Regions from separate parts of the Mus musculus genome. Here region 1 is linked to region 2. The links are chromatin loops, found by intact Hi-C in ENCODE. Cell type or tissue: left cerebral cortex. All regions are shown on one strand.

Region 1 (2,500 bases), 69 kb after region 2:
TAGTACCTAGGTGCAGCAAGAGTGCAGTCAGTATTCGGGGAAGATCAAGGAATACACATACAATGTAGGAAGATTAGGAGGAATGCACATATATGTGTGCATACACACTCACACATATACACACTCACAAATAACACACACACAAAATCCCCTTTACTTGCTCATTCTCAAACTGTCCTTTCTCCTGGAGAAAGTTTATTAACATTTGTACTTTACATTCAGAGCTAAACTCTCAAAGGATTCCAAAATCATCTCAATAAACAATCCTCCTCCTCCTCCTCCTTCTCCTCTACCTTCTCCTCGTCCTCTCCTACCTCCTCTTGCTTCTCTCTCTCTCTTATTCTTCCTTCTCCTCTGTTTTTATCCTTCTCCTGCTTCTTTATGAAAGTCAAGAAGACAGTTATTGAGCCCATTTTATGGGCAAGTAAACATGGGCCTCAAATGACTAAGGAATCTGCCAGGATATGCGGCTAAGATATGTATTCTGAAAATTCAGGGTTTCAGATTCGGCCCGCTAGTTGTATAGAAGAATGCCAGCTACTAACAAAACACACCGTCACCTTCTGAAAGATAGATTTTATGAAAGGCTGGGGGTTATGAGGAATTGCATTCCGTTTGTTCAGCAAATATCTACTGAATATCTATGTACCAGGTGCTGAAAATGCTCAGGCTGGCATTGGACCTACATGGCTCTGTTCCCGCTGTTTCTCTAGTTACTATGTATCTTATCATCAAAAGGAGAAGCTGATGAATATGCTACTCAAGGCAACCTGGAAAGCAGGTTCTCTTTGATGTTCTTCCCAAGGAAACTTCCCTTTAGCTTTTCCTAGGACTCTCAAAGAACCATCCTGGGGACATGCAAGAGGCTAGAGAGATGGATGACTGGGGACCCGAAGGAACACAGGGAAGTGTATAGCATGAAGTCACAGGGTCTGTTTCTGTCCTAATGCATGTCTTTGCATGTCTTCCTTCCCCGACTAAAAGGGAGGGCTGAAAGAGCGGTGTGGATATCCATATCCCTTCTTTAGCTGGGTAAGCTGGAAGAGTAATGGCCATCCCTAACACTCAACAAACCATCAGAGAAAGCAGGTTGCTGAGAGCGGCTCACACCCATAGGCAGACTCTCTAGGTTCCAGGCAGCAACTTCAGGTAGCCCCACTCATGCAGTGCAGAACCAACAGTCCCTTCTTCCCCCTCTGCTGAATCAGCCAGGCTGGAAGGATCCAGTGAGGACGGTTATAGCCTCTGGAGATATTTGGTTTAACTTGGCACCACGAAGGAAATAACAGTAGTTCAGGGAGAGAATAAAAATGAGGAGTTGGCAGAATAAAGGTGATAAAAATAGATTTTTCCAACTCCTCGAAGATGAATCATTTTGTCACAGTGATTCGTGAAGCTGTTTCAGTTTGGTTTTCAATCCAGCCCCATAAATTTGATGAAGAGAAATTTCCTTCCCTCGATAGCCAGTGCCATGAAGTGTTCAGCGTTCAGACAGCTTTGACGGGGTTTTATTAGAAAACCTCTCAGGGTTACCCTCCAGTCCTTTCTATGCCTGCTATAAATACAGATTGTGACTGATGGTCAAGGACCAGTCAGGGATGCAGCCCTTGAATCCAGAGCCACTGCTTTTTCCTCCCTGGCCACTTTTCTCCTCAATTCTTTTTGTTGCCAGAAAATGAGATTTTTTTTTTACAACGCATAGCAAGGCAGCTGAGACAACAGAAGAGTGAGAGAGAGGTCTCAGGTGAGAGGTACCTCCTGTATGTGTAGACACATCCCTCATGGCACCAAATGGTGCAGTATTGGGGTCTACACATTGCCCCACATTGCCTCCTTCCTTCTCCCCTGGACATTGATCATAGATACTTTCCAATAACAGATTTACTCACCCCAGCATGTCCTCACACTCTGTACTGAGCTCCTGCAGACCCACACAGGGAGGTGGGGGGGTGTGCAGCTCCCCTCCTGTGAGCCCCTCACAGCAGTCCAGATGTTCCTACATTCTCTTGCCCAGCAAGATCCTCACTACCATGGAGCCCTGCTTGGAGCAGAGCAGGCAGGCTGCAATAGCTGGAATGCTGATGTGGAGGGGAATGAAGTGTGAGAGAGCTGATTGCCACACCTATTGGGAAAGGAGGTGGGGATTCCGATCCCTCCAAGGAAGAGGAGGCAACACCCCCAGGGATCCAGAAGCCCAAATACTATCCTAAAAAGAGAACATGGTGACAGCCTGTAGCACACAGTAGGCTTGCAATATTGTCAGCCATTCTGGAACTGGACTAAAATCAGTGTGACTGGCCATTAGGCTTCAGGTTCTAACTCTGAGACAAACCAGCTGCAGTGTCCCGGGCCAGTTATCACCTTCTGAGCCTCAGTTTCCCCATTTATAAAACGATAGTGTTGTTAAACAGGTAGAGGGCCCCTAATCCTGCAACCATGAAAATAAACACAAGCTTAAGAAATAAGAAGCACTGCTATGATTTACTGGAAACATACCATC
Region 2 (2,500 bases):
GAGACTCCCCCCCTCCCACCCCTCCACCACTCACCAGTTTATAGAATTACCAGGCTCCAGCCAGGTGGATATGGAGTTTGCCTTTCCAAGGACCCAGCTCTCTAACCTTGACCCTGATAATGATTAATTCCAAGCTGTACGGCGTAGGAAGATCAAACCTTACCATCACTGCTTCCCCTGAGAACTACATCTGGCGAAGGTGTCTGCCTGGAGCGGGAGCCAAAAGAATCCAGGCTGTCAAAGGAGTCATCCCGTCCGTGGCGAGGAGGAGAGAGGGAGTCGCTGCGTTCAGAGTCCCAGCAGTCGATGTAGCCACTGTCTCGGATGCTGCGCTTCGGGCTATCAATGTCGTCAGTCTCCTGTCCCAAAATAAAACGAAAGAATTTCAGATATGACTGCAACATATATATCCTATCCGGCTTCCAGTGGTCTGCAAAGACACTTGCATGGAGGATCTGTGTGGAAAAGTCATAGCTCGAGAGACTAATGAGCACCAGCAGTGACTATTCAATTCCTCAAGTCTTGTCTGCTCCATCCTTTCAATTAGTATAGCATGCACAACTTAAAAAACAAAAGTCCCCAAGCAACTCACATCCCATAAAGTTGTTTTTTTTTTTTTTAAGTAGTTAAGTACAGAGAGTCACAAAGTTTGGATTCACAAGAATGCAATGATCATTGGCAACAAAGACAAAACCTTTGACCTGTCTTTCAGGATCCATAACCGCATGTCTGTGGGACAGACGAGTCCCTAGTTCAGTGCCACTGCCCCCGGGTTATGGTATCTGGCAAACACAGGCGGAATAAGAGCTGTAAAATCCTGGAGCCGCATGCTTCCACCTCCTGCTACCTTGGAGGGAAATTCCTGCTCTGAAAGCGAGCTGTCTTTCTGAGGCAAAAGTTAAAAAAAAAAAAAAAAGGCAACGAAAAATATGCAAAATGCGTTTTCCTGATGCCACAGAGGAATCCAGGCATGTTCTCTCTCCGCCAGCTCCTGGCGTTGGGGGAGCGGCAGGCACTTGTGGCTGACCCACATGTTCAGAGCAGGGAGAACAATGCCTGTCTTTGACAGGCTGTGATTATAAATTCTTTCCAGCACAAGCGGCACAGACTAAAACACTGAGACTCCAGCAGAAGAAAGGTCAGTCGAAGCCATCCTCACCCTCGTATTATAATAAAAGCCTTGTTCCTGCCAGTGCCTTCGCGTTCATTACAATAGTCCCAGGCTGACGAAAACAAAAATAACTCCAGTCACTCGAAGATAAACCTCCGCTTAATATTCCCCGAGACCGTCACTAGAAACCAAGACTGTGGATCACACTGGCAGGGGAGTATACGCAGGGACAAAGACTGGAATGTTGCCCTGTGGATTTCCCCCGAGATGCACATGGAGGTCCCCTCTGCATTCCCAATAGAAAGAAGAAAAACAAACAAACAACAAACAAACAAACAAAAAAAGTGATGTTCTCCATGTTTGCAGTTTGTGAAACTGATCTATTCCATCTGAGGTGCCCCTGGGAACCCACGTCCTTGCAGGAAGTATTTTTGGCTGGCTGCTTCTGGCAATTACAGAAGTGGCGGAGGGGCGGGGGGTGTAGCATCTTTTGATCCATCTCCCACCTCAGGGAACTGGGCATGGGGGCTGGAATGGTTGCAATTCACAAGGCACACTCAGGTTTCTCACCAGGAGGAAGGAGTAGGCAAGAGGACAGGGGCAGGGCTGGGAGGAAAACCCTGCAGCCCCCCCCCCCCAGTCGATTAATGCCCCCAAAGAATAGGTTGTCAAATGCTTGGGTGAGTCCACCAACATGATGCTCCAAAGCAGTGGTTCCCAACCTTTCTTGCTTCGACCCTTTAATACAGTTCCTCATGCTGAGGAGACCCCTCCCCAACCATAATATTATTTCATTGGTACTTTATAACAGTGATTTTGCTACTGCAATGAGTCATAATGTAAATGTCTGATATGCAGGATATCTGATATGTGACCCCTGTGAAAGGCTCATTTAGCCCCCAAAGGGGTCACGACCTCTACGTGGAGAATTGCTGTGCTAGGGGAAGACAGAAATGTCAGTTACAGAAATTAAGGTTGTTTACTTGCAGGTCAAAAGTTAACCAGATTCTGGAACAAAATCCAGAACTGAGAAGTTAAAAAAGAACACATGACTCACTGAAAAATATAGACCTGAATTAGACAGAAGCTCCAATTTAACTTCTTAGGCAATAGAAGTTATTATTGTCAAATTACTCATCAACCAAATGGCTAAAATACAAAGTTAACTTTTGTTGAACACTTAGTATATATCTGGGTACTGCTTTTGCATATCATGTTAACAATATCCCTATTTTATAGAAGAAGAAGAAGAAAAAAAAGAACCAGAGAATTATTTTAACTATAGCCACACAGTAAATGGTAACTACATATAAGTAAAACCTGAACTTATTCATCTCTGGGGTTGACAGGATGGCTCAAGATTGGATGCTGCCTGTATCCTCGAATGGT

What was found. Hi-C counts contacts between places; a loop is a spot of excess contacts. Peaks named below come from ENCODE experiments on the same cell type or tissue, not always from the same donor. Only the 100,000 strongest peaks of a DNase experiment are listed, where the experiment ranks them.
Region 1: it touches region 2 in a loop (1.9-fold over the local background); 1 of 42 quality-filtered maps calls a loop at or near these places.

Annotation. Positions count from the first base shown.
Region 1 is chr5:66,898,013-66,900,512 of GRCm38, reverse strand. The region is part of intron 3 of Limch1 (LIM and calponin homology domains 1); the gene reads right to left. Among named protein-coding and RNA genes, the nearest start is that of Gm52776, 5.1 kb to the right of the region's middle. In left cerebral cortex, no CTCF peak of the experiment used is centred here; a DNase peak (open chromatin) is centred at 1,262; H3K27ac peaks cover 1,256 bases.
Region 2 is chr5:66,966,935-66,969,434 of GRCm38, reverse strand. Limch1 (LIM and calponin homology domains 1) reads right to left here. Exons shown (of 26, transcript NM_001001980.3): 7 at 164-359. Among named protein-coding and RNA genes, the nearest start is that of Gm33040, 31 kb to the left of the region's middle. In left cerebral cortex, no CTCF peak of the experiment used is centred here; a DNase peak (open chromatin) is centred at 1,077; H3K4me3 peaks cover 977 bases; H3K27ac peaks cover 1,922 bases.